Regions from separate parts of the Homo sapiens genome. Here region 1 is linked to region 2. Evidence: chromatin loops called from intact Hi-C (ENCODE). Cell type or tissue: endothelial cell of umbilical vein. All regions are shown on one strand. Each heading gives the region's core, and the rest is flanking DNA. Links, peaks and the distances in the headings are about the cores only.

Region 1 (5,380 bases), core at 316-5,315, 380 kb after region 2:
TCACCAGAGTTGTAAAGCCCCCGAAAGCTTGCAAGCTGTTTGCTATTTACCCAGTAAGCTGCCTGTTTATCATGAGCCTGAATGCAGGACCCATTAGGCTTATAATAAAAGAACCTTTAAAAAAAAAATCCCCAAGTCACAGCACCGAGCCAGCAGGAGATTCAGACATTTCCAGGCATGAGATACGCTGGAGCTGCTGAGAACATAAACTGTGGGAGTAGAACAAGACCACACCTCTGTGTGTGCGGTGTGCGCGCGTGTGTGTGCATGTGTGTTCGTGTGCGTGCGCGTGTGTGCGCGTGTGTGAGAGAGAGAGAGTGGAAGAGAAGGAGGGGAGGAGGGAAGGGGTGGGCGAGAGAGGAAGGGGGCTTTTTGGCTCTTTCCGCTTGTGGGTTGTGAGTGAAACAAAAGAGCTAATTTTATTCTTGGACTGAAGAATCTCTAGCGAGGCAGCCGTATACTTTTCGCTCAGGTCACCGGCCCTTCTAGGTCTGCTGGGTGTGGACTGGGGTGGAAATGAGTTCCTTAATATAAACATTTTTTATAGTAGGTCAATCTTGAGAAAGACTCCGCGAGAACAGCACCGATACCTTTACCTCCCATTTTCCCCAGCAGCTGAATGGGGGGCCTCCTGGTGTCTTTGACTCAGTGGTAAGGCGGCTGCCTGAGGAAGGAGACCCGGCCGTGGTTTGGTTCTGAGCGCCATTGTTGAGTGGCTCTCCCATCCCCATGATCGGAAAAGGCCCAGCCATGCCCAGGAGAGAGAAACAGCCTGCTTTCGAAAACTGTGGAAGGTGTTTTGAAGGAAGAAAGGTCCTAAGGTGCTCCAGTGCTTGACTTCCTTCTCCCAAATGGGCTTTCAGAGTCCAAGATCCAGAAGCCAGGAAGGAGAGAGGGAAGGGTGGATGGAGGGAGGGTACCGTGGATGGAGTAGGGAAGGGTGGATGGAGGGAGGGAAGGATGGAGGAAAGGAAGGAGGGTGTGCCATGCGGGCCTGGGGATGCGGTACCCAGGCCTGAAGGCAGGCCCACTGAGCTACCTATGCACTGATTGGTCCTTCGATTCAGTGCCCTGCATGCTACCTGCCTCCTGATTGGCCTTGACTCAGAGGCCCCAATACCCACTGCCTGATTGGTTTGAGGCAGGTCCGGAGCTCGTTGTTTACCTGTCTTGAGGGAGCTGCAGGAGCATCAGTTCCACTCCGAGAGCCACGGTGGGCTCCTGTTTCAGGAAAGGGCCAGTGGTCAATCACTGCCTTTTGTCCTTTCTTTCCCTATCGCTGTTTCTATGGTTGGATTATTGCCACTATGTTTATTAGCATTTCAATTATAATATCCTAAGTTCTTATGGGGTTTATAAGTATGCATTTGATGGACAGAAATAAATAATTTTTTAAGTTTCCATCCGGCTCTGTGGTAGTAAAATCAAGGATTAATCAAAGGCACAAAGAGGTTGAGTGACTTGTGTGAGATTAGGCACTTACTGGTGAGATTATATGGAGGTTTTTTAAAAACCATATAGGTATGCCTCCCATATATAAATGTCCCATATTTAGGAGTATCTCTAAGACACTGTGATCTTTTTCTAAGCCAACTCCAAATTAGGAAGTGTTTTAAAAAATGTTGATGACCACACACCCTAGAGGAAAAATGACCAGATACAGAAAATCCCTACTGCTTCAAAAGTTTGGTAGCCTTTTTATGGTGTAATGACACTGGCCAAATGTGATGCTCTAGCCTTACATGGCTACATACATCACTGTATCTTTTGTTTTTAAATAAAAACACATTTTAACATGTCCTATTCCCCTTCACCATGGTTTGGTTATTTATATAACACACTTACTGTTTCAGTAGTCCACTGCAAATCTGAGGTTACATGGTTAGATGGAGGGGGGACATATATAGGAGAAAATACGGAAATAACGGCATGGTAAAAATGCAATCCTTCTGTGTGTTTGTGACATGCAGATGTCATGTTACATTCCAGCAGCAAGAAAACCTCACAGGTGCTATTATGAGAGAAGAGACGGTGGCTTTTTCATAGAACTGAGAAGCTCAATCCTATTATTTTATTTACAACTTTTTCTGAACAAGTTGGTACATTTTTAGTTCTTGAATGTAATAGGTGCTCAATGGATGCACATTACATGGAGTAGAGTGAACTTGCGTGTTTGTACCTGAGATGAAACTGGTTTCTTGGATATAAAGTCTTCTCATCTTCTACAGACTCCAGGTCAGGGGAAGGAGAAAAATCCAACCAAGAATATTATTCAGTAGCTCCAGACTTGGCTTCCTGGATGTGCTTTTACTCTGGAGTGACACAGTTGATTATCATTTCCTTTCTCTTTTCCCTGTCTTTTCTTCCTCTCTTTTTTCTTTCCCTTCTTTTCTTTTCTCCACATTATATGTGCCAGACACTGTGTCAGGTGCTGAAGATAAAAGGTGAAATAAAACTCAGGCTTTGTCTTACCAGTGGAGTGGGGGACCCTAAGGGCATACATGTAGACACACATGTAGGCTATAGTATGATACCTGCAATAACTAGAACATGCAAGAAGTTATGTTTAGATGAAAATGTTGTACAAGGAGAGAAGGATTAACTCTGGCTATGGTTGGATCATGGAAGGCTTCATAGAGGAGGAGAAGCTGGGTAGGGTTTTGAAGCATGAAGAGGAGTTTGACAGGTCAAAAAGATGGGAGCAACATTCGAAACAGTGGGCCTGGAGCAGTTTGTTTTGCTCAGGCCTCTATAAGCAGCATGGCAAGGCTAGCTAGTGTATCCATTGTTGGTGGGAGGAGGAAAGAGAGCACAGACAGGCAAGCCTTAAGAGTCAAGCAGAGATACACTGAGCAGGCCCTTCTATGTCAGGTTAAGGATCTTGGAAGTTTTCCTGGAGAGCAGCAATAGGGAGCCATGGCAGGGCTGTCAGCAGGAGAGTGCTGTGCTCAGATTTGCATTTTAGAGAGACTCCCCCTGGCAGCAGTTTGGAGGCTCTGCTGCAGTTGTCCTTGCTTTATGTCTCGTTGGGTCACCCTCCTGGGATCCTGAGTGGTGGAGCCCACACTGCATCCTGTCAGCAATGTGAGCGGGCAGCTGTGACAACATCTGCACCAAGCATGCGGATGGCATTTGGCGCCGAGGAAGAACGGAGAGCAGGGATTGAAATGCAACCAATAATGGGTTTTTTAAACATTTGTTTTATTCTCGCTCTAAATGCGTGCCCTCTCTTAACCCCTCAGATGAAATTCATTGTGTCCAAGTCCACTAACATTGGAGAATGTTTTTTTTTTTTTTTTTTTTTTTTTTTTTTTTGGCAAAGAATGTGTCAAGGAGAAGGAGAGGAAACTGTTCAAAGCTGCCCTTTCCTGGCTTGCTGGGCAGGTGGTTGTTCAGTGTCCTGATTGCTCAGAGGGGTATTTCTGGAGCTGTTGTCTATGGGAGGGAAAAGAGCTTGACTTTTAAACACGGAGCGCTGCAGGTGGGGAGATACTTCTTGCATTGTGTTTAGACCGTTTTCTTAATCTAAACATTATGCCAAGAACCCTTTCTAGGGAAGGGAAACTTAGGCACCAGCGTGATCTTACTTATAAATAGCCAAGATCTGCTCTGCAAGGAAAAAAATACCAACCCATGCACTCTTGCAGCCAGCAGGAGCTTTGAAGGATGCTGTCAACCCGTCTTACTTACACCCCTTCCCTAGTCATTGTAGAGAGAAACAATGCCATCTTCCCGAAAGGAAATAGGCAATAAAAAACTCCTGCAGGACTTCCTATTCAGACTTTTCCCATTCATACCCGAAAGGGGCAAGCCACTCTCCCACCACCCAAGCCCACCACCAGTTGGATATTTCAGCCACAGTCGGGGGTTTCAGATGCTTCAAGATGTGGCTTTTCCTGAGTAGGTGTGGAAACTGTTTTTTCAGTTCAACAAAGCTTTTTTTTCTTTTTCCTTTTTTCTTCTTTTCCCCCAAATTGCCTTTTTGTTTCACATATCTTACAAAGCCTCTGACAAAGTGTACGCAATCTAAGATAATAAAATGACAAATGTTTTTTATAAAGTGCCCCACAGGCTTACATTTTTTCTGATTGTAATTTTTAAATTCATAGGCGGATCTGTTATTTTCTTTTTCTCCTCCTCTTTTTTAAAACAAATATTATGCTTTATGGTGGCACAATCTTGCTGCTTTACAGTATCGATAAATGCAGGTACACCTGCACTATAAAATCCACTTTACATGAAGCAGGCCATTCCTGTTTTATGGCCCATTTTTCACCCATTGTTCTAGAGTCATGTCATAGGTGTGTTGTAATGTGCTCGGGAGGTGGACGCCTCCAAGATCAGTTTAACAAAATGGTCTAATTTTGCCAACTTTAGTGCCAAAATCTGGATTGAAAAATGCAGGAGTAATATCCCAGTAGACACACGATATGATGTCACTTCCCTGAAAATGGCCAAGATAAACATCTATTTCCAGATCACTTGCACTTACAACATGAATTCTGCCTCTTTTTCAATCCCCAAATTACGGTTCCTGTTTTCTAACAATTTTAATGTTAACCTGGTTGACATCTGACCTTTCCTGACTTTTTCTCAGACTCAGAGATTTTATTACATTACTGGTGGAGGAGGCAAAATTCCATTCCAAATATAATGACACTTTTGGAGCCTGAAAACCTGCAAACTTTTAAAAATGATGTGAGGCAGACTGAATAGTCCTCCTGACTGAAGCATATACACAAATGTGCAATTGAGAATCCCAAGACCTGGCCAGACAGAGCTCTGCAATGTGATGCTTGTTGATTTGATGCTCCTTTGCCGTGAAGGAAGCTTAATGCTTTGTTTCTTTCTCTTTAAATGGACAGGTAGAGTCAGTTTGCATCAGTGTGAATGCATGTAATTAGTACAAGGAATTCTTTTCTCAGTAAATCAACAAGTGTTTATGGAGTGTCTATTACATTCAGCAAAGCTCTCTGGGGATATAAAATATATAGACCTGCTGCTCATAGACAAAATAATTTTAGCATCTACTATGTGCCAAGCTCCTTGTGTACATTATTCTCTCCACATGAAACTTCTGCAGAGTTGACACCTTAGTACCCATTCTACAAATGGGGAAACTGAGGACTAGCTGCGATCACCTGTGCAGTTGTTGCAGCTGCCAGGGTTACCCACTCTCTTTTGTCGGGTGCTTACTGTGTGCTGCACAATGGGCTGAGCTCTGTCTACTGTCTTGTAGCACCCTGTGAGGTAGATTGTATTACTCACCCATTTTACAGAAGAGGTAGGTGACAGCGGGAGAGGCCAAGTGACTTGGCAGCAGGTGCTAGCATTAAGATTCACAGTAGACTGAGCACGGTGGCTCACGCCTATAATCCCA
Region 2 (5,380 bases), core at 319-5,318:
CCTAAAATTTTGTATCCAAGGTGAGATCCTCCCTCTCCTCACTCTAGTACCCACCTGCCCAGGAATATTACCGGGAAATTTCTAGACCAGTAATGGATACTCTGCCGGTTGGCCCCATGCTATCCTAGGATTTTTCTCAGATTAATCTTGGGCATTCATATTTGTTGTTTCATTTTCCACACATTCTACATATGAATAGCAACTTTGATTTTCAAAATTCCATCCAGTTTCGCCCCTCAACCAACAAAGATTTTGTGATTCTGTTGCCAAAATAAGCAAGGGACAGAGGTCCCAGGTAGCACAGCTGACCCTGGGGTGGCAAGTGATGTGCTGTCCGTCACCTGCCAGGCCACCTTGTCTCCATCAGGAGATGGTGGGGAGGTGGCCCTGGGCTTTGCGAGTGCGCTAGAGCATCCTGCGAAGGGGGAGGCGGCCTTCCTTGGGCTCTGGGCACAAGCCCAGCAGGGAGTCCAGGGTCAGGGCACTGAATGGTTAAAAGTATCTCTTCGACGGAGAGACGATGCCGAAGGAGTGACGTCAAGGGGAAGACGGCTGAAACGCGGGCATGATTGAAAAATGAGGATTCCTCGCGTGAGGGATGCGCGCTTAGCAAAGGGCAGCCTGGCTGTAGCCCAGCGCGCCTTCCGCGTGAGGAATGGGTCATCTTTCACCTTCCTGCCTGGGAGGACGCAGCCGGCGCACGGGCCTGGCTCCCAGGCTCACCCCGGCAATGAATTTGCTGCTTCTTAATGTAAAACCGGCCTTTTCTGGTCATTGTGCCATTTTATTTACGGCCTGTCTTTGGGGGGCTCTTGATCAATAGATTTAGTCCCACAGTATATTTCTTCCTTTCAGTTGTTCCTGGTTATGTTTTTAAATTACACGGGGCTGCTAATGATTGTGCTGCTTGCCCTTGAGTGAACCTGGGCTTTTGCCTGCCAGGCGGCCGGGTTTAAAGGCGTCTTGGCTGCAGGTTAACACCAGCCTCCCAGATGGGCCTGTTTCTGGGAGATGAGGGTGCTTGATGCAGGCTGGCAGTGTGTGGGCAGTGTGGAGGGGTGCCGTGTTCCTGGGGACTGGCCTTCCGTCTTGGGCCCTCCAAGACCATCTTGGGAGTCAGAGCTGAGTTTGAACAGTTAGAAAGACTGAGGCCACGATGCGGAGGTCCTTTGGTCCACTTGCCCGCTGCCCTGGGCTGTGTCCTCCCTGACATGGTCAGGACAGACTGGTGAGAATCTCCAACACAGCCTCCCTCAGGGGGGCCGTGCCTTGGTGAGGCGGATGAACATCGCCTTGTAAGGGGCAAGCCAGAGCCTGGTGCGGGGCGGGGAGGGGTGTTAGGGTAACAACTGCTTATTGATCCCCCGGGGCCACAGCCAGGGGTCATGATTTCTGCCTAATTTGAGCACAGACAACCCAGTGTGGCAATAGTATAGATGCTGATTTGTGTGATTCAATTAAATTATTGTTAGCATTTTCATGCAAATGAAGATAAGTTCTTTTGGCACGTGAATTGTGCGTTTAATAAAAGCTGCAGATTTTGGGCTGCGAACAGAGTGTGTTAACTTGGGTTTCTGGGGGTAATCCTGGAGCCCTACGCTTCCAAGAGCTTCCACCGACTGGAGCCGGCTAATTCCCACTGATTCAGTAATTCATGGGCAAAGTATTCTCACACCTCCCCTTCATTTTCCTCTCAGTATTCCACAGAGCAGCCTTATCTCCACCTATCAATTACTGCAGTATTAATTTATTTCCCTGTATCTCTCTCCCTGTGCGTGGTGGGGGCACGCTCACTTAAAATATATATATATTTTTTCCCCTTGCTGGAGGCTCTCGTGAAACAAGGCTAATATTCGGCACTTGGGATTTAAGCCGCTGCATTTCACAAAGTTTGGATGTATTAACGAACAAAAATAAGAGTGCGGAGAACCTGGAAAATTAGCAGCCAGCAGACAGCGTGCAAACAGGAAACTGTCTGATTATGCGCACGGGTGCAAAATTAGTAAAAGAATTCGAAATTGTCTCGTGCTCAGAGATTCTATTGTTTTCAAAGAATAATTCCATCTATTTTAACATTTTCGAGTGTAATTCCGTGGGTAACCGCTCTTCCTTTGATTGTGAGCGATGGTAATTGAAAGGTGTGGCTTGGCGTCTGTTTTGGCAGTTAGTTAGACTCAGATCTTTTGTTGAAGAGCTCAAAGTGCTGGCTTTCCTGGCCAGCCTCCCTCCGTGTTTCTGTTTTGGTGATGTGATGACAGACTTACAGTGTGTTTCCTTGTGTGTATGGTAACAGATGTTTATGTGAATAACAGACTTTTTTATGAAGCCATACACTTTATAGCCAAATACTAATTAAAAATAATTGCATGTAAGCATTTTTGTTTATTCCCCGTTGTGCATCTTTAATCATTTGGAATCACCTGCAGTTGAAAATTGAGGCAAAGATTTGATACTGCAATTATAAGAGGCCATCTGACTATATATTAGGTAGAAATAGCAACATATTTGAGAAAAAAATATTAAACAAGCTGAGTGCCAGGTCATTCTGAAGTCTCTTGTATATCGGGTCAAAATACTAATACATTACTTTGTTAAACTAATAGGATTTTAAGGCATCATTCAGCCACCAAAACAACTGCTTCATGAATAATATCCGATACCTGACACATTTTGTGCACTAACAAGCTCATTACAAGTGGGTTTTAATTAGAGGTGTAACAGATGGTTCCCAATAAATATGGGCAGCGGCGACTCCTTGGCTTTTTTTTTTCCTTTGAAAGACAAAAATTGCAGGTAATTGAGAGACTCAGAACCTTAGTTTGGGTTTAATAGTATGTGTTCAATTAAAACAAAGTGCCAAGTGCCAGGAATGTGACTCAGATAGTTGGACACTGTAAAACAAACAAACCAGGGTTAAAAATGCCTTTCCTGTTTAGAAGTGGGCTTCCAGATGCCGAAGCGGGGACAAGCCACGTGCAGCCCGTGACTCACCACAGCTTTCTTCTTGGGGCTTTGTTTTTAAGCATTGCCTGTCGATGCGTTATGAAGAATTAATAAGACATTTCGGAGTGTTCTTGAACTCCAGCACTGAACCTTCTCGGCGCTGTGACATTTAACAAACACATTTAAGCAGAAAATAAAGGGAAGGTTCTAAAAGCCACCAGTGCCTCTCTCGCAAGCATTTTAGTACTATTTGGGGACATGAGAAGAGAAGGGGAACAGATAAACTGGGCAATGAGTTCCACTCTGAGAGTTTTCATTTTAAATGAACTAGATTTGACATTTGTGTTGTGTATGGGATAAGGAATTTGGTAAACTTGCATAGGAAGAAGGCTTATGTTTTGAAAGAAATCATACGTTTTTTTTTTAAAAAAAAAAAACTATTTGCTTTTGATGTAGAGAAAATTCTTACCTAAAAGAAAAACCTTAACACGCATAATAAGAGAAATTTAGAAATCAATGTACAAGAATTTATAAAAAGCATCATTTCATCTTTTGAATATGCGTTTTTTGTTTAAGGGAAGAGGAGTTGAGAGGCATCTTCAGCTCCTAATGAATGCTAGTGGCTGTGCGACCTTCCACCTCCCTCTGAATACACGGTTTTCGGAATGATGGCATTCATTCCCCTGGCAGCAGGTCTTCCCACATCAGATCGACAAAGGGTTGTTTAAGGCAGAGAAAGAGGTTGCAGTTTTTGGGGAGGCTTCTCCAAAATTTCAGAATTAGAAATGTAGAGGATTGGACATGCTTTTTTCTTCCAAGGGCATTTTCCCCCTGACTGTATCTCACCGTTTCTCTGCTGTGTTTTTCAAGCGGCATTTCTTCTTGCACACACAGTGGAGTTGCGTTTCATGCTATGCCATTGCCTGAAAATAAGGCCACTTCAGGTATAAAATATTCCACCCATATTCCCTGGGGCAAATAGCTGACATGCAGCAACTCTTCAGACGTGGAGCCACTAGGCCGGCAGACGTGGAGATAGTCACACATCGACAGCATCGAGCTCCACAGCCAGAAATAGCATTAGTCAGAGTGTGAGGGTTTTAATTTCATTAAGAATTTTTTTGACAGCATGACACCCCAGAGTCTTGTTCCAGTTGTTTCTTATCATTTAAGGAGGGGAGGGCGCTAAGGAGGTGGGAAATAAATCCCTAGGCTGGACTCGTAAATTTCATTTTTAAAGCTGAGAAGCACAACTTGATATTCATCCACTCATAATGCACTTGCTTGAAAATTCCATGGACCTCCGTGGGAATGTTGAGCAGGCTGGGCAGGGCCGGGTGCTGCCCCGAACGGAATGCTGGCACTGGAGGGCATGCTGCCCCGAGATGCCTGATTGATGCATGTCACCACAGTGGCACGTTGACTAAAATGTACAGAAAGACAGGGGATGTGTCATCCTGTGCAATTTCAGAATGAAAATAACCAAGGCTTCCATTCAACAGATGGAATGAAGAAGCACCCGTCAATAAGGGCGTGAGTGACATTGGAGCTGGCAGAATCAGCCGAGTTTCGATCGGTGTGCACCACATTCTCTTGATGACGAGGTTGCATTTCAGCTGCCAATCCCCCCTCACTCGCAGATCGTGCTCCCTGCATCTGCTTAGGATTGTTGACAAAGACTACAATGCCAGTGCCTGACAGTTAACGACCAGTCCTTACAGCCGAGACAGGCTATCCTGCTTCCAGTGACCAGGAGGCTAGCAAAACTAGCGCACGTTATTTCTTCCTCTCGAGATCCCGGAATCACAATGCCCCTAGGACCCGCAGTTGTCAAGGCCCCTGGGGCTCAGGGCTGTCACCCTTCATGCTTAACTAGTTCATGAGGACCATAGTGAAGATTAATAGCTGCCACGGCCTTCGTTGTCATCAGTGCAGAGATGAAACCCAGCCGCACATTTGACAAGGCAAGTGGCCCGGTGACTAAAGAGCACTGGAGTGGAATTCGGGAGGCCCCGGACTTTTCCCGGCGTTAACCTTAGAAAAGCATTTATTTTTTTTTCAGCAGAACCCTGTCTTCTACTCCGTCCTACTGTCTAAAGTTGGACTATTTGTACTGGGGTTTCCAGTTGCTTACGGAATGCATCCGTGTTGAAAACAAATGAATTAGAGAATGAATGAGAAGTTCTCCTTTTGCAGGGAGACTTTGGTCTATCCATGACTGGGCCAGAACCACAGTTCCTGGTACTGGGGTGGGCTCTTGAACCAAGCCCTAGGCTCTGGGTGTTTTAGGTTTTCCAACTAAGTCCAGACACCATGTCAATACGCTGCCAATCCCATGCTCTCATTCCAACTGGGGAACCTTCCTTTCAGCTCAAAGACACCTCTCCAGAACACAGTCCCAGCATGAACCTTCCTTCCAGCCCAGAGACACCTCTCC

Evidence for each region. Peaks named below come from ENCODE experiments on the same cell type or tissue, not always from the same donor. Only the 100,000 strongest peaks of a DNase experiment are listed, where the experiment ranks them.
Region 1: it touches region 2 in a loop (8-fold over the local background); 4 of 110 quality-filtered maps call a loop at or near these places.

The regions. Positions count from the first base shown.
Region 1 is chr10:129,037,838-129,043,217 of GRCh38, reverse strand. No RefSeq gene overlaps it. Among named protein-coding and RNA genes, the nearest start is that of LINC02667, 130 kb to the right of the region's middle. In endothelial cell of umbilical vein, for the core only: no CTCF peak of the experiment used is centred there; DNase peaks (open chromatin) are centred at 3,397, 3,587 and 4,427; H3K27ac peaks cover 1,695 bases.
Region 2 is chr10:129,414,891-129,420,270 of GRCh38, reverse strand. No RefSeq gene overlaps it. Among named protein-coding and RNA genes, the nearest start is that of MGMT, 50 kb to the left of the region's middle. RefSeq lists an enhancer at 48-892. In endothelial cell of umbilical vein, for the core only: no CTCF peak of the experiment used is centred there; DNase peaks (open chromatin) are centred at 2,220 and 2,950; H3K27ac peaks cover 1,941 bases.